Linked DNA regions of Homo sapiens: all the other regions are linked to region 2. Evidence: chromatin loops called from intact Hi-C (ENCODE). Cell type or tissue: A673. All regions are shown on one strand.

Region 1 (8,000 bases), 730 kb before region 2:
ATAATCCAGGACGATATTTCAAAGTCAGCTGATTAGTAACCTTAATTCCATCTTCAATCTCAATCTCCCTTTACCTCATAACGTAATATATGCAGAGGTTCCAGGTTGAGAGGCTGTTGTTCCACCTATCACTTTTCCCAGCCCTCAAAAATAAATATTTTAGCATTTCTGCTCCCTGCCATTCCCTGGGACCATGATGGGTAAAACAGAAGTTCAGAGAACCTTTTCCAGATCTCAGAGTTAATAACCTTGACATTCCAAAGTAGAAGGAACTGATCCAGCAGAGAGCAGTGATGTCGGTAATACCCCTACCAATAGCAAAATTCAGAGCAAGCTACTTAAATCCCTAAGCCAATATTTATTTCCTTATCTACCAAATAAAAACAACAAGCAACCTCATAGAGAGGAAGCAAGATTTAAATGACACAAACGTACATTTGAGTAAATAAGAAGCCCCAAATAAGCTTTCACTTTACAGTCTCTTCACTTTTATCTTGCCTGTTTCAAGCTTTCTACACATCGCTACATTTTCCAGTTATTCCTTTTCATAAGATGCTGGAAGCAAAGCAATCACTCCGCTTTTAGTTCCAGAATGTTCATTGCCATGTGTATACCATGTGATTTTCCAAATCACAAGCTAATTAAATACTCCATCAGGGCAGAAGCAGTGGCTCACACCTGTAATCCCAGCACTTCTGGAGACCTAGGCAACAGGATCACTGGAGGACAGAATGTGAGATCCACCTGTGCAACATAGGGAGACCTCGTCTCCACAAAGCATTAAAAAATAGCCAGGCGTGATGGCATGCACCTGTAGTCCTAGCCACTCAAGAGGCTGAGGCAGAAGGATCACTTGAGCACAGGTGGTCAAGGCTGCAGTGAGCTACGATTGTGCCACTACACGCCAGCCTGCGTGACAGAGCAAGATCCTGCCCTCCTACGAATAAATAAATAAATACATACAACATATCCCAGCAAAGGACTAAAAGTAGATTAAGCAAGAATGTGGACATCTATCAATAGGTGCATTTCCTTGACTCTTGGTGCAAAGCATCAATTACATTAAATAATTTCTTAATAAAATTTCCTCATTATGATCCACTTTCCTTCCTTGTTCACTCTTTCTGAAAATATTATTGTGTAGGAAATAAACATTCTTTCTAAATGGCTATCAATAACCATCAAATAGGATGAACAGGGCAGAGTAGAGGAGAGACCTCTGCAGCACTGTTTTGTGGCTGTTTGATTGTATTACAGTCTAGATAAATTCAGACAAACTAACCTAGACAGCACTAATTCAGGATGCATGGATGTTTGGGTTATTTTTTGTTTGTTTGTTTAATTTTAAACAGGATCTGGCTGTTCAGTTCAACAGGAATTCAAAAAACATTTACTCAATGTCTAATTAGGATAGCCAACATTTGTTGAGCAGTTACTCCATGTCATGCACTGTGCTGGCACCCAGTGTCTCATATGGTCTGCTATAGTTTGAACGTTTGTCTCCTCCAAAATGGGGCTTCCCCTTCCATCACAAGCCCAGGGCTCTAGGAGGGTAGAATGGTTTCAGGGGATGAGCCCGGGACACCTCCCAGTGGGCTCCCTGTGCAGGGCCACCTCTGCACTCTGCTCTTCACATTCCAGCATGGCACTCCTTGGCTGCCCCAGCTGTGGCTCAAATGACTGTGGATGCACCCTGGATCACTGCTCAGAAGAGTGCATGCAGTAAACCATGGTGGCAGCCATGTGGTGCTAAATCTGCAGGTGCATAGAGTGAAGCTGTGGGGGGCGTGACAGCCTCCAGCTGGATTTCAAAGGATGTCGCAGACTGCCTGGCGGCCCAGATAGATACTTGTTAAAGGGGTAGGACTACCTCAGAGAGCCCCCATCAGGGCAATATCTGGGCATAACTGTAAGATCAGACCTGCCCCAGAGAGTCCTTACTAGACCCAGTGGAACTGTAGGGGTGAAGCCACCAACAAGACCCCAGAACTGCAGAGCTATCAACGTGTAGCACCAGCCTGGGAGAGCCGCAGATAGGAGACCCTAACCCATGAGAACTACTGGGTGGACTCAGCCCAACAACACCATAGAGGCTTTGATGGCCCAACTCCTACCCTAGTGTACCTGGAAGGCAGGACATGAAGTCAAAGGAGATTATTCTGGAGTTTAAGATTTAATGTTGTTTGCCCTGCTGGGTTTTGGTCTTATGTGGAACCAGGTACCTTTTCTTCTATGCTATTTTTCCCTTTCTGGAATGGTCTATCCCATGCCTATCCTGCCCTTGTATTTTAGAAAAAGATAAGTTTTTATTTCACAGGCTTATGGCTGGAGAAAACTTTGCCTTAGGATGAATCATGCTTTGAATCTCACCATCTGATTTAGATGAGACTCTGGACTGTAGACCTTTGAGTTGATGCTGGAGTTAAGACTGGGGCTATTGGACTGGAATGAATGTATTTTGTATATGAGAAGGACATGACTTTGGAGAAGCCAGGAGTCATGTTACGGTTTGAATATTTGTCCCCTCCAAAACTTACGTTGCAATTTAATTGCCATTGGAGGTCGGACCTTTGAAAGGTGTTTAGGTAATGAGGGCTCCACCCTCATGAATGGACTAATGCCATTATTGTGGGAGCAGATTCACCTACTCTTGCTCTCTCTCTCTCCCACCCTGTCTTTACCCTTCCCAACATATTATGATGCAGCAAGAAGGCCCTCACCAGATGCTAATCCCTCAACCTTAGACTTCCCAGCCTCCAGAGCCATGAGCCAATAAATTTCTGTTCATTATTCATTACCTTATTAATAATGTGCTATTGTCTTGTAACAACACGAAATGGACTAAGACATCATCTTTCCAACAATTCTATGACATAGGTCATAATATTATGATACATTACAAACGAACAAACTGAGGTTTAGAGAAATAAACATGCTTGTGTCCACACAGGCAGTAACTGGTGGCAACAGGTTTTTAATCCAGGTCTGTCTGATTCTGAAGCTGCATTCCTAACCACCACACAATACTGCCTGCTTCATGCCAGACCCTATGGTGAAAATTTAAGATGCAATCATAAATAGCAGGGGGCTTTGCCCCAGAAAAAGCTGAAACCATAGTTGGCTGGCCCTGATATTTTTATATATATATGTGTGTGTATTTTAATGACATACGTGTTTCCAAATTTTAAAATACAAAAGGAGATACAAGTGAAGAAAGAATTCCCTGAGCTCAGGCAATTCACCTGTCTCGGCCTCCCAAAGTGCCAGGATTACAAGCATGAGCCACCACTCCTGGCCAGCTAAATTTTTTTAGATGGAGTCTTGCTATGTTTCCAGGCTGATCTCAAACTCCTGGCCTCAAATGATCCTCCCACCTGCCCAGACTGCAGATTAGTGAACAAAGTAAAACAAAACCAGCCAACCAGCAAACAAACCACAGGCAAAACTAACCTGTGATGCTAGAAATGAGGATAGTGGTTACCCCTGGAGGAGGAGAGACTGGAATCAGAGAAAGGGAAGCTCTGGTGGGTGGAGGGAGAGATGGTGGTAATGTTCTGTGCTTTTGCCTGGATGCTGGTTATATAGGTATGTTCAACTTGTAGAAATTTATTGAGCTGTACATTGATGGTTTGTGCACTTTCAATAGATAAGTTATACACACACACACACACACACACATATATATATATATAGAGAGAGATATGTGCATATGTGTTACACTTCATTAAAAAGAGAAAAAACATACTAGCCTAAGATCTGGATGCTTGGTTCCCATATAGCTTATATAGCCTAGTCCCTGACTTAGACAAAGAACTTGGGCTCTTTGTTACCTGTGTTTCTCAGAGCTAATTTGTTTCCAAGAAACAAAAGTGCAACTCCAACTGGTTTAAGCAAAAAACAAAAAAATTTCTTGGACTCTCATTTGAATGAAAAGATCAGTCCTCAGGCATGGCTGGATCCAGACATTCCAACAATGTGCCCAGGTGGGATCTCTGGTATTTTCTTTCTCTTTCTCTACTTCTTGCCACTGCTTTCCTCTGAGCTGCCTTGACTCCAGGCTGACTTTCTCCACTGGGTGTCACTCTTACTTCCTCACTGCTGACATGTCCAGCAGAATGAGAGCTCATCTTTTTGTTTCCACAAAAGAGGAGAATGCTTACCTCATTGGCTAAAAGTGGCTCATGTGCACCTTGCTGAGCCAACTGACAAAGCCAGGGAGATGGAGTATTATGATTGGGCAGACCAGTGTCATGTATCTACTCCTGGAATCAGGGGTGGAAGCACTCCCACCCAAATCACATTGCCATAACTCAGGGAGGATACCTCCCCGGGGGAAGTTAAGGCACTGACACCAGAAGAAGGGGCACTGGATGCTGGAAAGGCATCAGTCGCTATCTGTGACATACATTCTGTGCCTCAGGGTCTCCACCTGTGATTTGGGTTGAATGCTGAACTCCAAGATACCCTCTCTTTAACACTAAGATTGCATGATTTTGGCCCTGATGCTGAAGGAATGCTTGGTGCAAGGCAGCCGGTGTCATGGCTGTGATTAGCAGAAGTGACCAATTAATAATTAACTTTCCCAAGTCTTTAATTGCTGGTAGTGTGCCTCATTGGTTCCAGAGAGAGAGAAAGATTATATTTATACAGTCATCCCTTTGTATCTATGGAAGATGATTCCACGAACCGCCCCTCCACACCCCCGCAGATAACAAGTCTCCCAATGCTCAAGTCCCTGACATAAAATAGCACAGTATTTGCATATAACCATGCATATCCTCCCATATACTTTGTCATCTCTAGATTACTTATAATATCTAATGCAATGTAAATGTTATGTAAATAGTTCTTACACTGCATGTTTTATTTGTATTTTTAATTGCCTTTTTTTTTTTTCCCATAAGAGTTTTTGTGGGATTTTTTTTTTTTTTTTTTGAGACAGAACCTTGCTCTGTCACCTAGACTGGGCCGCAGGGGCATGATCTTGGCTCACTGCAACCTCTGCCTCCTGGGATCAAGCAATCCTTCTGCCTCAGCCTCACAAGTAGCTGGGACTATAGGTGTGCACCACCAAGTCCGGCTAATGCTAATTTTTTTTTATTTTTTATTGTAGACACTAAGTCTCACTATGTTGCCCAGGCTAGTCTCAAACTCCCAGGCTCAAGTGATCCTTCTGCCTTGGCCTCCCAATGTCCCGGGACTAGAGGCATAAGCCAGCATGCCCGGCCTCCAGATATTTTTGATCCGTGGCTGTGGACCCTACAGTTGCTGGAACCCCTGGATGAGAGGGCCAACTGTATATATGTATGTGTGTGTATATATATATATGTGTGTGTGTGTGTGTGTGTATACACACACACACACACGTGCGCGCATATATATACACACACACATATATATACACATATATATGTCTCTCTACATATACACACACATATATATGTATATATTTGGAATTCATTTGTATATATGTATATACATATGCACACATATATATGCATATATATATTTGGAATTCAGGCCCCCACGCCTGGTCCTAGATATCCATATAGGTCTCAGCCTATTTGGCTTCAGTCCTAGTCCATTGTACGCTCCTATATAGTTTAGTCCCACTTCCCTCTATATATATATATAGAGAGAGAGAGACAGAGACAGAGACAGAGACAAACACAGAGAGACAGAGACTGAGACAGATAGAAAGGCAGAGAGCATGTGGCAGTTACTTTCACATATGTTATCTTCTGTAGTCTTCACACTTTCTATTTTAAAGATGATGATAAATGAGGCACAGAGAAGTTAAGTGACTTTCCCAAATCCCACAGTTGATGACAGGTCCACAGACTTAAAACCTCCTATTTAGGACTAATCTTCTCTATATATCAGGGTTTCTTAAGCTCAGTTCCGCACTGTTGACATTTTGGGCCAAATAATTCTGTGTTTTGAGAAGCTGTCCTTTGCAGGGAAGGACGTTCATTGGCATCTCTGGTCTCTATTCCCCAAATGCCAGGAGCACCTCTCCCACTCCCAAGTTGTGACAACCAAAAATGTCTCTACACATTGCCAAATGTCCCCTGAAGGACCAAGTCGCCCTGGTTAAGAACAGTTGCTATAAATACAATGACAGACACCCAGATTTGCCCCTTACCAGCTTTGTGACCATTAGGGGAGTGCTTCCTTTTCTTGAGCCTCAGTTTCCTTACCTGTAAAATGGGGATGAAAAACATAGTGCCTACCTACCTTACGGACGTAAGAGATTTAGCAACTGCCTGGTACTTTAGGCACTTTGTAAATGGTAGTCAAGTTAGTCTCTCTCACCAACCTGGATATATTTTTTTATATCCAGAGAGGATATATATATGTATATTTCTGGCAAATTAAAGACACACTGAATTGCAAATGAGGACAGGCATTTGAGGCCGCTCCTGTTGCCTAATTAGTATAACTCCATTGACAGCCCTGGCTCCTTCAAAGGCTGCTCCCCGGGATGTGGGTCCTCTACAGAGCTGGCTGGGAACTTGGAAGAGAGCCAAATGTCCAACATCAAACGTTTCAGTGCTCAGAAATGAGGCCAGGTTCTCCAATCGGGAGCCGTCTCTGTAAAAGTTCCCGTGCTTATTAAATGCCTGCAGTGGCCAGTTTAATTGGACCTGCCTCCCTCACTTCTCTAATCACGGCTGCACAGCCCTGCTCCGGCTTCGTATCCAGTCTGGGGCTCCTGCTTCAGGCTTTCTCATCTCCCTGAGGCTGACTCAATGGTGCATTTATCCGCTCTTGCCATTCCTGAGCCAATACTAATCAATAGTCTTGGTTTTTACCCAAAGGTGCTTAGAATGAAGTCATCCTTCTCCCCCAAACCCACATTCATTGTCCCTGCTATAACTAAGACCTTTGTTCATCTCTGGGTCCCCAGTGCCAGGCGTGTAGCCGAGCACAGAGTAGCTGATCAATACGTGTTGGTTAAATTGATGAGTATTCGGTGCTGGACATCCATCTTGCCCTTTGGACCTCTTGATGCTCATCAGAGGCTGAATCCAAATGCAAAGCTTGGAGACTGAAGTGGCCTTCAAGTTGCAAGTTTTCCTGCCTGTCTCAAACTATGCGCCTCATCAGAGGTTGCCATTTGTTAGCCTGCATGCCAAATATCGCTTGCAGCTGCCTTTTATCTAGCCAGATTGATGTTTGGCAAACAGCTAATTTGACAATTTTTGGACTAGGACTAGGACAATTTTTGGACTAGGGCACATATTCTCCAGTTCATTGCAATCTCCATCATCTTATAGCTATTCCCCAATCATTTCTGTTTCCTTCCTGCACACTCCAGTCATCTGAGTTGGAATCTGTGATAGGACAGGACCCACCCTCACCCCTCTCCATCAATGAGTGGTCCTAATAGGCTGTTCTACTTGGAATTCAGGCCCCCACACCTGATCATGGGTATCCATATAGGTCTCAGTCTGTTTGGCTTCAGTCCTAGTCCATTGTATGCTCCTGTATAGTTTAGTCCCAATTCCTTTCCATCTTTCCTCCTCCAGCCCTCTTGCAGCTGATGATCAATAAAGGCTGAACAGGAACAAGTCAGTGCTGCTCCCAGGGATCTCACAGCACCCTGTCCTTCACTCTTGACCTTGTCTCTGATTCTTTCAAGTCACTGTTGAAAAGCAGATCTCCCAGAGCTATCCACACTGCCTCTCAGGGTGAATGCTTCACCTTCAGCAGAGGCCCAGATATGGTAGCCCCTGCCTGATTGCAGATCTTGATAATGACCTGTAAAACAAATACTGGGATTGTCTTTTTCCCTCTGGACTCAGTTCTCAGACCACACAGGTGTCTTCTGTGGATGCCTGTCCAACCCAGCATAGTCCTATCTAACACCATCCTTACTGTCTGTCCTGACCAGTCCCAGGGAACTTTGCCCTCAAGCTGGCTGTGGAAGGACATACTCCAAGGTGACCTGAACAGTTTCAGGGTTGAGGGTGGGTCAGGAGCAGGGCAAGGTATTC
Region 2 (8,000 bases):
AAAACATGCCAGTCCAGGTCCAAGATACTGGGAAGAAAAAGATGAAAAAGGCAGCTTCTTCCTTCCAAAACATCACAGTCCGTGGGCTAAAGAGAAGCAAGAAAAATAAAAAATCACAGTACAGTGGGGCATATACGATCACTGAAATCTGTGGGAAGTTTTTAAGAGCAGATTGGAAGAAGTCCATGTTGTTTGACTGTGTCAGTTATCTCAGTGTGTGTTAACATAAATGCAGATCTTTCCATGTGAAATTCTTAGATGTTAATATCAGGACTACAAGTATTTCTCTCGACCTGGAAGAAGTGGTTCATAGTGCCATGTGTAATTCCAAAAATTTAAGCTAAAGCTTTAAGACTCCTTAAGGTGACCTTTTCTTCAACAAAAGGCAACCTCAACTGAGCCACTTCTCTGCCCACTGGAAAAGGGCATGCTCTGCAGCTGGACTTGCCATACGATAAAAAGTCCAAAATGTCAAGGAGCCATTGACTTGCATGTTTGTGCCAATATATTGCAAATATGGTTTTTTGTAGTGGTAGGGCTGGGCTCAGCCCCAAAGTGCCAGATGGTGCTGAGTACTCAAGAATAAAGCCATCTGCAGAACAACTCCTTCTACGGCCATTACAATTTGTACTGATTATAAGCCTCTATCAGAATGTCTTTAGGACTCTTATCTATGGATAATCCCATACTGTTCATTACAGCTCTGGGTTTAAGACCATAATGACAGTTACAAGAATGGGAAAACATATTGAAGCAATAGTCTCCACACCACCCACAGACGCAGGTTCTAGTTCCCATTATGCCATATTCATTGGAAACTCATAGACTGGAAGACAATTGAGACCTACTCGGGAAGGTGAATCTAATGACACAAGGAGCTCCATGAGATTGTCTCTGGTTTTGAATAAAATCTGAAGGAATAAAATATTAGAAGATTATTTAATATTAAATAAATATGAAAATTAAATACAGGCCAGGCACAGTGGCTTACACCTATAATCCCAGCACTTTCAGAGGCCAAGGTAGGCAGATATTTTGGGCCCAGGAGTTCTAGACCAGCTAGGGCAACATGGTGAAACCACATCTATACAAAAAATACAAAAATTAGCTGCCTATAGTCCCGGTTATTCCAGAGGCTGAAGTGGGAGGATCCCCTGAGCCTGGGGAGGTTGAGGCTGCAATGAGCCATGATCACGCCACTGCACTCCAGCCTGGGTGACAGAGCAAAACTCTGTTTCAAAAAAATAAAGTGGCCGGGCGTGGTGGCTCACGCCTGTAATCCCAGCGCTTTGGGAGGCCGAGGAGGGTGGATCACGAGGTCAGGAGATCGAGACCATCCTGGCTAACACAGTGAAACCCCGTCTCTACTAAAAATACAAAAAATTAGCCAGGTGAGGTGGCGGGCACCTGTAGTCCCAGCTACTTGGGAGGCTGAGGCAGGAGAATGGCATGAACCCCGGGGGGCGGAGCCTGCAGTGAGCAGAGATCGCACCACTGCACTCCAGCGTAGGTGACAGAGCAAGACTCTGTCTCAACATAAATAAATAAATAAATAAATAAATAAATAAATAAATAAATAAACAAACAAATATAAATTAAAGTAAAGTAAATACAAATCTCATTTGGCCAACTATGAGAGTCTTCTGTCTTAGACCAATAAGCTTACTTGACCACAGATGGCCCATGGATTGGGTTTGGCATCCCAGGCTCTTTCATGTGTAATATTTGGGTGCTGCTTCTACCAATAAAAACTCCACAGTGTTTATTTGATCCAAGCTGTAAGGATGTGTAATACCTTATAAGAGGATGTTCTGTAGGTGATTAAATTCTTTGCTGAATCAGTTTTGGCCCCAGTAGGTTGATACTTTATTTCTTTACAGTGCTCAAAACATTAAGGTCCTCATAAAATGAATTAATGATCCATTGTAAAATGCCCTTTATGGAAAAAAATCACTTTTATATTCCAGGAAACTGATATTACATTATCTTTACCATCATAATATGATAGTATCTAAGAACTATTTGCATAGAAACACTAGCTAGGCTGGAAGCTACGTGATGACCAACAACTTATTTGATATTAGGAGTAAAATAAAATATGAGAGTTATTTAACTTAACCTATTGAAACACCCTTTGGTGGAACAGTCAAGATACCAAAAGACTTCACAGAATCCATATGCCATGTGGGTTTCTGGATTGTAGTAGTTGCGTCTCAAAATGCTCAAAGGAATCCTAAACCTATTTTAAATTCCTACTGCCATAACTGAAACTCTCTGTCAGCTGTTTGCAACAAAAGGCTTCCCAGAAATAATTTTTGGGACATTTATGTCAAAGAGATTTAAGGAAAATTGTCGACAGGAACCTTATCTGAACTGTCTCTATCACTCTCCAATCATGCACCAGTGAGTATCAGTATGAAAGTGATATACTGTTGATCAAGGGTGCCTTATGGTGTTGTAAGAAGAGATCGACCAGAAAGAACATTTTAGTTTCCACTGATTGACAGGCCATGGAAGGTATAACTCAACCATATCATTCTGGACTTAACCACTGTCTTCTAATACAAATATTTCATGATAAAAGTATTCCACATATGGTTTCTTCTCGGCCTATACTTTCTTCCTTTTGACCAGGAGTGTTAACCTTTTTTCAGCAAAGGGATTGGACCTGCCTTAAAATGGAGCTCAAGTTCAATGCCACATAAAGTTCGCAGTGCTGATTGGCTTTTGTGATCATCACTTCAACAATAAAATTAGATGTTCTTCCAAGAGTGGGGCATGTCAAGGCAGAAAAATCCATCCTAGAGCCTCTTATGACTGACCTAGACTCTCATGCTAAAAATTTATCATAGACAAAACAGTGAAGAGCGATATTCACTGATCACTGTTGTGAGACCCTGGCATTTTTATAAACACTAGAATATAACACAAAGCCCTATTGTCAGGAAAAGAAAAAGACCATGTAAATAACTGAAAGAGAAGTCTCCTGTGTATCAGAAATTGGAGATCACTCAATGAGAATGCTAGTCCGGAGGGTGGAGAGGATGTTTTTATTTTCCTGATAAACATGCATAATGGCTGAGAAACCACTACTAACTGTCTTAAAGGTAGAAAATTATGGGAATATTCTAAAACAAAAATGGAGGAAGGGAAGATCCAATGGGTGATTTCACATGTTATCTCTGTGAGTTTCTGCTTCCTTTTGTCTTTCAAAGGGAAGGTCACCAGCAAGACAGCCAAGTCTTCCTTTGTGAGATTTCCTTTGCTTTCTTCATGATGTCTTCATAAAATCAGATACATCTTCCCAAACAGCTACATAAATAATAAAGTGATACACTCCCTACATTCCATAAATATATTATCTTTGTTCCAAGAAGTTAATCTTTAGAGATCTGTTTTTAAAGGATCAATACCAAGGAGGATATATACAGAGTCCTGGATTTACACATGTCAGATACTTTAATTTCAAGACTTTTTACTCAGGGTCGGTTCCTGTACTGTAGCCAGTCTTTAGGTGGCAGTGATGGTTATCTGACAACTTCAAAATGAAGAGGTCCCTAAACCTGCCAGATCCCCTTAACCAAAGGCCAAATTCCACAGTGCCAAGACCGATTTGATTTCATTTTATTTATGTAGAACAGTGACACCTAGTGGCAGGGAAGGCAAATCACAAAAGAGAATTCTCTGGTGGCACCTCCCCCATCTCATCGGGATTAGTGAAAAAAGTGACCCAAAAAGGGCTTCGCTCTTTTCTCGGCTGAGTGTTGGCCTTATTTTGAAAGTCTGCAGTGATTCGTGGTTAAGAGCCATCTCAGTGGGCTGGACCTATTCTAGCTTCTCTGGAAGGACGCAAACCCAGTTATAGATCTCAAGAGTGGGCGGGTCTAGGAAAAGACTTAGAAGGGACTGGTGTTCTAAAGACAGAGCGTGAGAAATAAACCCACCCCAGATCCTAAATAGCCAACTAAGGACACTGTGGAATTATCCAAAGACTCCAGGGTAAATAGCATGCTGAGGAAATTTTACCAGTAACAGAGAGATGGAAGAATGAACTGCAAATATGAATCACGATCCTATATTTGTTGGTTTTCTGCCATTAGACTGAGCTCCTTGAGAGCTGAAACTATTATCTTTGCCTTTTGTTAGAACCAGCCACATATGTCTGACAAATGGCAGGTGCATAAGTAAATGCTGAATGAAAGAGAGAGAGAGCATGCAATAAAGAGAATGAATCGGGTCAGATAAGTACTTCTGGGAAAACTAACTAAGATAAGAAGAAGCCTGCACTGTAGTCCCACTAAAGCTAAGATAGCTTTTAGCAAACTTGATGTAGTTAAATAGCAGCGGTAGTCGTTAATATCGACTGAATAAGTAGGATACACGATTCCAGCATATTTCTCTATTAGTATTCCTGTTTAGCATCTGGGAAACCAAAGCACATTTACATAGCTGAGAAGCTGCAGAGTTGGGGTTCTAACCCAGGCAATCTGGTTCCAGGGTCCGTTCTCTGCACCTTCATGCTGGGCTGCCTCCTTTCAATTAAAGTGGTTATTCACTGGGAAAACATGGACATCAAGATGGCAACAGTAGACACTGCGGACTACAAGAGGGGGAAGTGGGGGAGAGGGAGGTGGGTTCAAAAACTACCTTTCGGGTACTATGCTCACTATCTGGGTGATGGGACCATTCCTACACCCAACCTCAGTGACATGCGATTTACCCATAAAACAAAGCTGCACATGTAGCCCCTGAACCTAAAATAAAAGTAAAAAAATAAATAAATAAAGTGACGATTTAAGTCCCAAGAGAAGTATTTAATATGCAACAGGATTTTTTTTTTAAAGAGTGAGACCTGTCAGTGCATTTAAAATATGATTTACACATATTTCTTCAGTGAATCTGTTATATAGGACCTGTACCCTAACATGCGCCTTACAAAGGACTATCCTGGTTGGAATATTCACATATCCCATCAAATAGATAGCCATAGGTAGGCACTGAGCTCTCCCCATCTTAAAGACATTTGGCTACTATAATGTCAGCATATCTGACATGAGAAAGCGTTCTTATTCTCTGCTCTCTCCCCATGCCCTAGTCTTTTTAAAAACAAGATTCTTTCATTCCTTAAGAGTTCCTGGAAAATTTCTGGAAAATAATCCTCATCATTTTTTTCACATATTCCTTATCCAGCAAAAAACACTTCCCCCTGAGTCTGTACATAATCCCGGTTTGCCTACCTAGGGCCTTGTTCATCCAAAATGAGAGGAAAGCAAGATGTGGGTGTGGGTTCACACCCAGGATCCTCATGTGATTCCTCTGAACGTGAATGAGCTGAATGGCATCCAATGAGTTTTTTGACACAATGATCGTCTGCAGCAGAAATCTCATGGCTGACCCTAGTCCCCAAGGTAAGGTCAGCTGTTATACTGGAGAAGGGGATCTGCCATCGCCTAACTCCATTGGAAATCATCCATGAACTGCGGATTGGAAAATCAACCATGACTGGTCTCAACCCATACTGACCTGGAAAGATCTGGGGACAAAATGAGTCCCAAGAGAAGAGGTGAGCACAAAACCACATAACAATGCCTCTCTGAATGTCCTTTCTCATTACGATGGCCAGTGTTACTGATGAACCAGTTGTCGAGTACATTTTGGGAGGTACCATATCCATAGTCCTGAAGTCACCTTAACTATAAATTGTGTAGGCTTCCTTTAATATGAATTCTTGCTACCTTGGGTTTTCTGTTCCTTATATCCTTTATTCAAGAATTATGCAAGGTTATATTCTGGGTCTATTGTAATTTAACATTTATAGTCCATAGTGCCTCTGGGACTAGATTACCTCCCTGCATGATATTGTTTTTCATTTCTACGCTGACAAACACGCCATTTCAACTGTCACTTAAGCAGCCAGTTCAAGCTCTACTGTTATTTTAGCTCCATATTGTCAAACGGGTGGATTTATAAATGTGTTACCTGAAGGAAACATTCCCCTAAATAGCAGAAGTGGAGACTTTATTTATTTATAATTATTTGTTAGATTTGTAAAAATGTTCCTGTTGCTAAAAAGCCTCTGGCTAAATACAAATTAAAACACTTTTGAATGTAGTAAAATCAGCAGTGGCATCATTTTAATTACCCATTGGGAGATGTCAGGCAGCAAAGATGTATTTCTTTCTTTCCTTCCTTGGTTAACAGGACTGCCTGCTTAGGGATATGAACTTCCTGTCTACATGTCTACGACACAGACTGCCTGGCCCCCAGTCCATCTTCATGTGGTGCAGTCATCCATTTGAACCCCTATGCATGGGTAGGGGTCCAAAAGAAGACAGAAGGCACAGCAGAAATTTATTTTTTTGTAATTTTGGCTCCTTAGCACTCCTTCACCCCTTCCTAGTGATATCCTGATTTGGCGAGGGGAGGCCACCTGGGAACATCATGCCCTTCCGTTTTGTAGGCTTGGTAGGAAAATAATTCAGGATGATCACCTCCCAACTCAGAAGAGACCAGCTTGTTCCTCTTCTGGTCTGGACATGACTATGATTTCCGCCACCCAGCCCTCCGGAATGCCCTTGGTTTCTGTCCATTTCCAAGTATGGTCTCCTATTTCCCTTTCCTCAGTCCCCTTATTTTCCCACTAAGTTCTCTTCTGCTTCAGTGAGCCAGCGTCAATTTCTGTTGCTCGCAAGCAAGAAGTCTGACTTTTTATAGAGATGGTTAAAACAAAAACAAAACAGTGTGGCTCACCCTTTGGTATAAGAGAGAAAATGCAGATCTGTTTCCAAACCCAATCAGCCCCCGGCAAGTCACAACACATTTTTCTTCAGTGAAAAGAAACAGCACAGAATTGCCCTTATGCAGACCTGATTTTGACTTCTGACTTCTCCACTTACTGGACCTGAGCAAGTTCCTCAACCTCTCTATGCCTCCGTTTCCTCATCTGTCAAATGGGATTACTGTAAGCAGATTCCTGGGAAGTGCATGTAAAGCATTTTTCTCTATTGATGGCACATGGTAGGTACAATGCTCAATCAACGTTAGCCAACTTGATTTTTTTTTTCATCATCTGTCAACTGAGGAATAATAATATCCCCACTCACTCACAGAGTTATTTTCAGGATGAAATGTGTGAGACAATACTTTGAAATATAAAAAGAGCCTACAAGTAGGAAAGCAGGAAAAAATAGAGAAGCTGCCCTCTGGCTCATGCACAGAATTGAACTGACTCATATGGCAAGGCAGTGTTTGTTCAGCAATTCCTCTAGCAGGGGATGTTTAGCAAGTAGTCAGGAGTTTTGATGTTCAAACAACAACGGGGGAAGGAAAGCTGCCCTGGAGACTTAAGAGGCATATTTTAGGAAAGCCTCTCTTTTTAAAATTAATTAATGATGATACATTTTAGACATTAAATAGGCATAAAGAATCTTAGAATGAAAACCAACACACCTATCACTTAGCTAAAGAAATAAAACCTAACTCATGGTGATGAAACCCCTTGTGTAGTTTCTACCACATTCCTTCCTTTCTCTAATTTCTTTTGGGTTTTTTTCTTTGGTTGGTTGGAGGGATGGTTGGTTTATTGTTTTTTGTGTTTTGTGGTTTTTTTGAGACAGGGTCTCACTCTGTCGCCCAGGCTGGAGTGCAGTGGTGCGATCTCAGCTCACTGCAACCTCTGCCTCCCAGGTTCAAGCGATTCTTGTGCCTCAGCCTCCCAAGTAGCTGTGATTACAGGCACGTGCCCCCACACCCAGCTAATTTTTGTATTTTTTGGTAGAGACAGAGTTTCGCCATGTTGGGCAGGCTGGTCTCGAACTCCTGACCTCAAGTGATCCACCTGCCTCGGCCTCTTAAAGTTCTGGGATTACAGGCGTGAGCCACCACGCCTGGCCTTCTCCTCTAATTTCTTATAAATATTCATCCCTACACAATATGCAACTATATACATATATATAGCATGTTTTGTATATTTTTAAATTATACTATAAATGGCTACACAT
Region 3 (8,000 bases), 810 kb before region 2:
GTGCGGTGGCATGATCTCAGCTCACTGCAACCTCTGCCTCCTGGTTCAAGTGATTCTCCTGCCTCAGCCTCCCAAGTAGCTGGGACTGAAGGCACATGCCCCCAGGCCTGGCTAATTTTTTTTTTTTTTTTTTTGTATTTTTAGTAGAGATGGGGTTTCACCATGTTGGCCAGGATGGTCTCGATCTCTTGACCTTGTGATCTGCCCACCTCGGCCTCCCGAAGTGCTGGGATTATAGGCATGAACCACCGTGCCTGGCCCCTGGCTGCTTTTGAACAGATCACTTGCAATTCTTTGAACAAGCCAATCTTTTTTAGGCTTCCAGGCCATTGCATATACTGTGTGGTTTACCTGATTAGCTTCCACTTAATCCTCAGGTTTCAAAACAAATAGCACATCCTGTAGGAAGCCTTCTCTGACTTCTCCTTTCCCCTGTGTGGGTTAATTGCCCTTGTTTCGTGTTGCACCTGGCATCTCCTGCTTCATAGCACCTTTTCACTGCAGTTAGGTAAGACCCGATAGAAAGTTAGATTGTGGGAATGGAGGAGAAGCATGGAAGAATACAGGAAGAAATCCAAAGTCTTGGTATAAAAGACAGAATCTTGCTTGTGTATGAATTTTATATCCACATTTGCTTGTAAATGCTTAAAATATCCCTGGAAGGATACCCAAAAATTCAGATCACACTTGTTTAATTCCAGGAATGAATTACACTCCAAAAAATGAGTCTGGACTGTAGACAAGATGCTTGTGAAAGGAGTCAGGGCTGGGCAGGTGGTTTGGTTTGGGTTCCTCTAGCATACACCCTGAGACCAGGACTTGGATGTAGGTAGTTTTTCCACAAGGTGATCCCAGGGAGCCCAAGTTGGGGAATGGTGAAGGTGAGACAGGGAAGGAAGGAAATCCAATAAGTGTTGCCATTCATGAGCAGGTCACTGCTGCAAGCACTTGGGGTTCAATCCTGCTGGGGTGTCTCTGAAGAACTACCTCAGCATCACACCAATGGGGCTTGAGAAGGCTGGGCCACTGTCTACTGTCTACTGACTCCTTTCAACCACTCCTGTTGTTTACACCTCCTGTTTGTGCTATAGCAAGTCCTATGGTGGATGGTGCAGAAGGCTAGGCATAAGCCTAATACAGCATAAGGCATAAGCCTAAATGCTTATGGCTAGATTGACACTACCAGAGGAGAGGGGAGTCTTCATGTTTTCTACTGGAGACTGAGGTGGGCAGTTGTTGGCCTGCTTAACAGCTGGGGACCCCAGGAGGCAGACGGCACACAAAGAGGGGCATAGATAGCACCTCCTCTGGGTGGGGTCAATAAATCCACTGCAGCTCACATTGGCATGGGATCTGTGTGCTTCTGCTGCTGATGCTAGAGGCACCGTCCTCAGAATCCACCTTCTGATAACAAAGAGAGCTGTGGCAGCCCAGTCTTCCTGGAAACGAGCATGAGCATCATTTTGAGGCAGATAAAGGAGGGATTACCACCTCCCCTTTTCAAGATGAAGAGTTAAAGCTCAGAGATCTTATGTCACTTGCTTTTGAACACCCAAGTCCTGCTAAATCAAGACACTTAAAAACATCCCAGTTGTTTTTTTTTTTAAATTATGTCTTAGATGCCAGGACCCAGAAAACATCTGCTAAGTACACATATTAATGAACCAGTGCTTCCTTGTCTCCATGCACAGATGTGAATGGGAACTTTAGGTTGTTCTTCTTGCTAATCCCTAGCCAGAGTTTCATGGGCAATGACTGGAATTTGTGTGCTAGCCAGCCATTTCCTAGAGTTGACATTTTTCAGCATCAGACAGAAAGATGCTAATGGGTGATAGTTTCTTCAGATACATGAAAGTCTCTAAGCAGAATCAAAGATGCCTCCTCTTTGCATAGTGGGAGCTCCATGGCACCAACTCAAGTCCTGGCAAACACTAAGTGTTGCTAATGCAACCTAATGGGCCATAGCAGCTGAGATACCTGGATGCTGTGAATTTCAGAGGGATTTCCATGTGCCCGTTCAGTGGGCTGAGTGGACCCAATAAGGATGTAGTGGTCACAATTTGGACTCTTCTTTTGTATTGTCCTTCTCCTGCAGTTCCTGCTGGACCACGACTGTGTTTATACTCTGTCACCTCATCCTCCTGGCTGTAGCTGATTAGAGCACTGGTGAATCATGAGATTTAATCCTTGACTGGGATGATTGAATGAGGGTCCCTCTGGAGACTATGAAGTAATATATACAGAAACTATAATCAGGTGGTGGTGCTTGGACTGGAAGGCCATACGGAGTCAGTTCAGACCTGGGGACTTTGCAATTCAAAAGGAAGTCATGGGTTTCAGTAGGAATTCTTTCTACCGTAAGTGACAGAAAATTAAAAACAAATTAGCTTATACACAAAAAAGGGGATTTACTGGCTCAGGCAACTGTAAAATCCAGGCTAATGTAAGCATCAGGTGTCACTTGATACAGGGGCTCAAATGATGTCGTGCAATCTATTTCCCTGTCCTACTCCATGTGCTGGCTTTATTCTCAAACAGGATTTGTCTTGGTCATTGGAAGATGACTCCAGCAGCCCCCAGACCTATCTCCCTTATCTTGAAATCTCCTTAGTAAAGCGAGGCTTTCCAAAATACCCCAGCAAAAGCCTCTCTGCATCTTATTAACTGTAGGTCAATGGGACTTTAACCAAATCATATGAACTGACAAAAGGGAAGGAGAGGATCCCCAAACATCTGGAAGAAGAATGAATGTGTGGTGAGTAGTCCACATCACCATTACTAAGTGGAGGATGGTTTTATGCAGAGAAGGAAATGGAGCTGGTACCCAGGGCAAAACAGAAATTAGAAAACCATGGTCATATAGGGAGGCTAGCGAAGGAGAGAGGGGAGGGAGGAAAGGAGTGATAAAGAAACTCCCATAGCGTCTCCCTTTCTTAGTTTTATACTGTCTTAGTCTGTTTGAGTTGCCATAATGAAATACCATAGACTGGTTGGCTTACAAACAACAGAAATGTATTTCTCACAGTCCTGGAGGCTGGGAAATCCAAGATCAAAGCATTGACAGGTTTGGTGTCTGGTGACAGCCTGCTTCCTGGTTCATATTTGGCTGGGTTTTTTGTTGTTGTGTCCTTACATGGGGGACGAAGCAAGGCGGGGGGTGGGGGTCGCTGGATTCCCTTCTATAAGGCCACTGCTCCTCTTCATGAGGGTTCCATCTTCGTGACTGCATTTAATCCTAATTACATCCCAAAGGCCCCACCTCCTAATATTAGATTGGTTCAAATGTAATTGGAGTTTTTGCCATTAAAAGCAATGGCCATTTAATTTGCCATTAAAGGTAATGGCAAAAACCGCTATTACTTTTGCACCAACCTAATACCATCACATTAGAGGTTAGGCTTGAACACGTGAACTTAGTGGAGGGCTGGCAGGGGGCAGTCACAAACATTCAGTCCATAGCATATTCCATCCCCAGATGTCCCATATGGAATTACCTTTGTGTCCTTATAAGAAACTCCCCCCCTTTTTTTGCAAAGTGGATTCTGTTTCTTACCACCACTACACCCAAACTCAGACTGAGAAGTGCTCAGTTACCCTGGCCACAGGCACAGATGGCTGGATTGACACTACCATGAGGCAAACCATGTGTCTAGATGCACTTTAATAGATGAATCATGAGCATTAATTTCTCAAACTGCAATTGTCTCCCCAGTTACTAAGCACTGTTAGTCCTAATTAACCAGTTTGCAGGCAATTTTTCAACCTATCAAGTAGAGAAATAAAATAATGAACCCAGTTGAGGAGGAGTGGAAAGGTGGTGAGTTCACTGGGGAACTAGTGTTTTATTACCAATTCCACTCATGGTTGAGCTGCAGAGGGTTTTTTCTTCTTTATTTTATTTTATTTTCCTTTTTTTTTGCCACCTTTCCCCTAATCATACCTTCAAGTCAGGAGAATCCTGTCAGGATATTAAGATGAAAGATGCCTCTAAGTTTCCCTAATAAAAGAGCTCGATTTAATTCATGATTACACCCAGTTAATTTGGATGCCTTAATGATCCCGTTTGCAGGGAAAAGAAATCAAATGAATGTGTTATGCCCACCTTATTTGATAGCATCTCAAAGGAGTTTCTGTATTAGGAAACAAAATATTAAAAACCTTATTGCTCTGTTTCCAGATGTGTGTTTGGACGCTGGCATTCTTTCATTTTGATGACTTGAATCAACAGGAAGTCTGAAAGGAAATAAAGGGGCAAACCAGCTCATTAAAATTCCAGAAGTCCTAAGTCCCTCATTATACGGCCTTGTCTGGTTTTCCACTTTCCCCTTCTCCCGCTGCTGCCTGGACCACATACAGCAGGTGCTCAATAAATGCCTGTTGAAGAAAGGAGAGCTCCCCTCCGGAGCTCAGCACTCCCGCCGCTGCCCCACCTTGCTGGCCCCTTGGGGGCGCTGCTGCCTCTCAAACACTTGGCGCAGATCTGAGCCGGCTCTCTCTGTTCCTGGGTTTTCTTGAGCAGAGCTGAGAGGCTGACATTTCCACAAAGAGCATCGCTGAAAATGTGTGAGAAGCTGGGGAAATAAACAAGGAAAATACATGACTCTATAAAATATCCATGTTTCCATATGAACTCCAGAACTCTAGTCAAGGTGGCCGAGAGATTTGCCAGACTCAACTTTTTCTGGCTTCTGGCCACTCCTAGCTCTGTCTGCATCTCCCCTCTCCAGCTCCACGTGGCCAGGGCTACCTGTTTTCCGTGTTGAAGGAGCTCTCTGCTGGGCACTTTCCCTACCTCCTAAGATTGTACGAGAAAAATCTTCCTCTTTCATGAATTCAAAGGCTTTGAATTTGCCAGTCACATGTCTGGCAGCTGGTGTCAGCTGTTGGCTGAGGCATCTTGGTTCTGCATGTGGCCTCTCACGTGGTTTACTGTAGACCAGCTCCCTCATCAGTGGTCTCAGAGAGGAAGCCTCAGTGCACAAGTACTCATTACACTTCTGCTGGCACCAGGTTTGTACATGTACCATTGGCCAAAGCAAGTCACAAAGCCAAGCCCAGAGTCAATGAGGAGAGGCACACACAGAGTAATGGATGCATGATGCGCTGGGGTCCTTACTGTAGCAAACTACCTAGGGCAGCATGGTAGTGGCCAGTCAAGTCATTCTCAGTGGGACCCCTACCAAGTGGTTCGAGATACTGCAGTAAATGCTCTGGTAGGGTGACTGGTAGAAACATTTACGAGATTGGTGCAAAAGTAATTGTGGTTTTTTGCCATTAAAAATAATGCCATTAGGCCAGGCGCGGTGGTTCACGCCTGTAATCCCAGCACTTTGGGAGGCCGAGGCGGGTGGGTTACCTGAGGTCATAAGTTTGAGACCCGTCTGGCCAGCATGGTGAAACCCCGTCTGTATTAAAAACACAAAAATTAGCCAGGTGTGGTGGCACATGCCTGTAATCCAAGCTAGTTGGGAGGCTGAGGCAGGAGAACTGCCTGAGCCTGGGAAATGGAGGTTGCAGTGAGCTGAGATCACGCCACTGCACTCCAGCCTGGCCAACAGAGTGAGACTCTGTCTCAAAAAAATAAACAATAATAATAATAATGATAATGCCATTGAAAGTATTTGTTTATTGGATCTTTTTAGATTTTGTTGATCTTGTGGGACCTGAGAAAGAAAGAAAAATCTGTGGGTTATAGAGAGGCCTGCATGCTATGTTCTGTGTACAGGCCTTGCTCCCTGTAGCCCAAGGGGGATGGGAGTGAGAGGAACCCATCTGAGCCTCGACTCTGCTGCACTGGGAGGGAAATTCTTGTAGGTCTCTTCTGCATCTGTGTGGGATGTAGCTCCTTTCTGGACCTCATCTCAGGGGTAATTCTTTTTAATAAAAAGAAAAAACAAAGCCCTGTTGAACTAGGTCGAGATAGAATGTGTATGAGCACATTTGTGTGCTGAGAAACTGGATCCACTATACCAGTATCCTAAAGATGGGAGGAATTACAGTCAAGTAAGCTGGTAGAAGACAAAGGTCTCTGAGATGGGACCACCCATCTTCTCTGGGAGCTTCTGTGTTATTTTATATCTATGTGACTGATCACCTTAGCGTGTGCTTGTGTGCATGTGTGTAAGTGTGTATGACAGCGAGAGAGAAAGGGAGAAGGAGGGAGGAAGGGAGAAGAATATGGAATGTGTACATGAAGCAGATATTGCTAGTTCTCCCAGCACAGTCCCTCAGCCCACCCTAGACTGTAACCTGCACAGAGTTCCTCCCTGTAGCAGTCCCTGGTGCCCAGCACATCTCTCCCTTAGCCATTTCCCTGAGGGGGTTTTCATGCATATGTGGGGTCAGACCAGAAGCACCAACAGGGTAAGCCCACAGGAGGGATCCTCCACCCTGGAATTGGTGCATAAACGCTGCAGCCTTCTTCTCCCTCCTTGGGACAATTCTGAAGCACGTCCCACACTGTCTCAGAGGATCCCAGCAGCACTAAGCTTCAGCTGCCCACAGCAACAGTGCACTTATTAGCACACACTCTGTTGGCTTTTCTCTTCCCTGACTCACTTCTCCACTCCCTCATCAGGCTTCCTGGGATCATCTCCCAAATAAACTGCCTGCACTCAAGAACTTGACTCAGAGTCTGCTTCTGAGACACCAACTGGAGACAGCAGAGGTGGGTATAGTGAGATCGTCTGTGTGTTTGTGAAACTATTTTATTCACAAATTGAGGAAGATGTGTGTGTGTGTGTGTGTGTGTGTATGTGTGTCTAAGAGAGTGAAAGAGCAGCAGAGGGTGGAGGGAAGAAGAGGAGGAGGAGGATAGAAGGAAAGAGAGGAGGGGCAGGGAAGAGATGAAAGAGAAGAGAAGGTGAAATCTGCTGACATCTTGAGCACCCACCTATGCTTCTTGGACCTATGAAATGTCACTTCCTCCTGAAGGTGGTTCTGATCCCCCAAACACAGATCCCCACTCTCAGCTCAGTAGGATTAACCCCTCCCCACATCCTGCCCAGACTATCAGGGCATTTGAATGGCAGCTGTTTTCAGATCCATCTTTTTATTCTTTGGTCCTGAGTGCCTCATTTGACCCTGGCATGTAAACTGTGTCAATGAATAAATGAAAGGAAGATAGAATGGAGGAACAAATGTCAGCAGCATAAAAATAATTGAAATTTGAAAAGATTTAGATGCTTTCAGAGGAAAAAGCACTTTGGGAGGTCAAAGTGGGCAGATCGCTTAAGCCCAGTTTAAGACCAGCCTGGACAGCGTGGTGAGACCCTGTCTCTACAAAAAATGTGTTAGCCAGGTGTGGTGGTGTGTGCCTGCAGTCCCAGCTACTCAGGAGGCTGAGGTGGGAGGATCACCTGAGCCTGGGGAGGTTGAGGCTGCAGTGAGCCAAGATTGTGCCACTGCACTCCAGCCTGGGTGGCAGAGAGAGAGAGAGACCCTGTCTCAAAAAAAATAAAAAAATAAAAAATAAAAATAAAAAAAAGGGTAAGCTGGATAGTGGCCCTGGGGGCTCAGATATCCTCACACTCATCTCCAAGCATTCATCTTGATGAAGAGGGACAGAAAGGGTGATGATAGTAGTGGCAGGAGGGGACAGGCCCCTGAACCCAAGTTGTAAGAAGCCCTCCTACCCTCTCTGGAGTTAACTGTTGCAGACACAGAGGGGAGCCGCACTCCCTGGGCAGCCTCCAACCCCACCTCCCTTTTTAAAGTGGTTCAATTCCCTTTTTTAGAGTTAGTGGAGTAAGCTGATAATTAAGCAATTAAGCATCAAAGGGAGGCTCTGAGAGCCTTGCCACTTGTTCAGAGAAAAACAGGGGAGAAATCACAATGGAGATAAAGGACACTTAATCTGAGCCCTCCTTTCAAAGGCTGTATGGGTCCCAGGGTGCTGGGGCTCCGGAGGGTCTAGTGTCCATGTCCAGAGAGCTGTGGATGTGGAGGTGTGAGCAAGTCCTGGACATACCCCAGCCTTGGGGGACTTGGCTTCCAAGAGG

What was found. Hi-C counts contacts between places; a loop is a spot of excess contacts. Peaks named below come from ENCODE experiments on the same cell type or tissue, not always from the same donor. Only the 100,000 strongest peaks of a DNase experiment are listed, where the experiment ranks them.
Region 1: a loop joins it to region 2, with 5 times the contacts of the local background. A loop is called at or near these places in 9 of 110 quality-filtered maps.
Region 3: it touches region 2 in a loop (6-fold over the local background); 4 of 110 quality-filtered maps call a loop at or near these places.

What each region holds. Positions count from the first base shown.
Region 1 is chr16:26,566,062-26,574,061 of GRCh38, reverse strand. No RefSeq gene overlaps it. Among named protein-coding and RNA genes, the nearest start is that of LINC02195, 25 kb to the left of the region's middle. In A673, a CTCF peak has its summit at 4,074 (motif pointing right); a DNase peak (open chromatin) is centred at 4,101.
Region 2 is chr16:25,834,556-25,842,555 of GRCh38, reverse strand. The region is part of intron 1 of HS3ST4 (heparan sulfate-glucosamine 3-sulfotransferase 4); the gene reads right to left. Among named protein-coding and RNA genes, the nearest start is that of HS3ST4, 150 kb to the right of the region's middle. In A673, a CTCF peak has its summit at 3,650 (motif pointing left); a DNase peak (open chromatin) is centred at 3,635; H3K4me3 peaks cover 572 bases; H3K27ac peaks cover 850 bases.
Region 3 is chr16:26,642,255-26,650,254 of GRCh38, reverse strand. No RefSeq gene overlaps it. Among named protein-coding and RNA genes, the nearest start is that of LINC02195, 51 kb to the right of the region's middle. In A673, CTCF peaks have their summits at 4,237 and 4,447 (motif pointing right); a DNase peak (open chromatin) is centred at 4,424.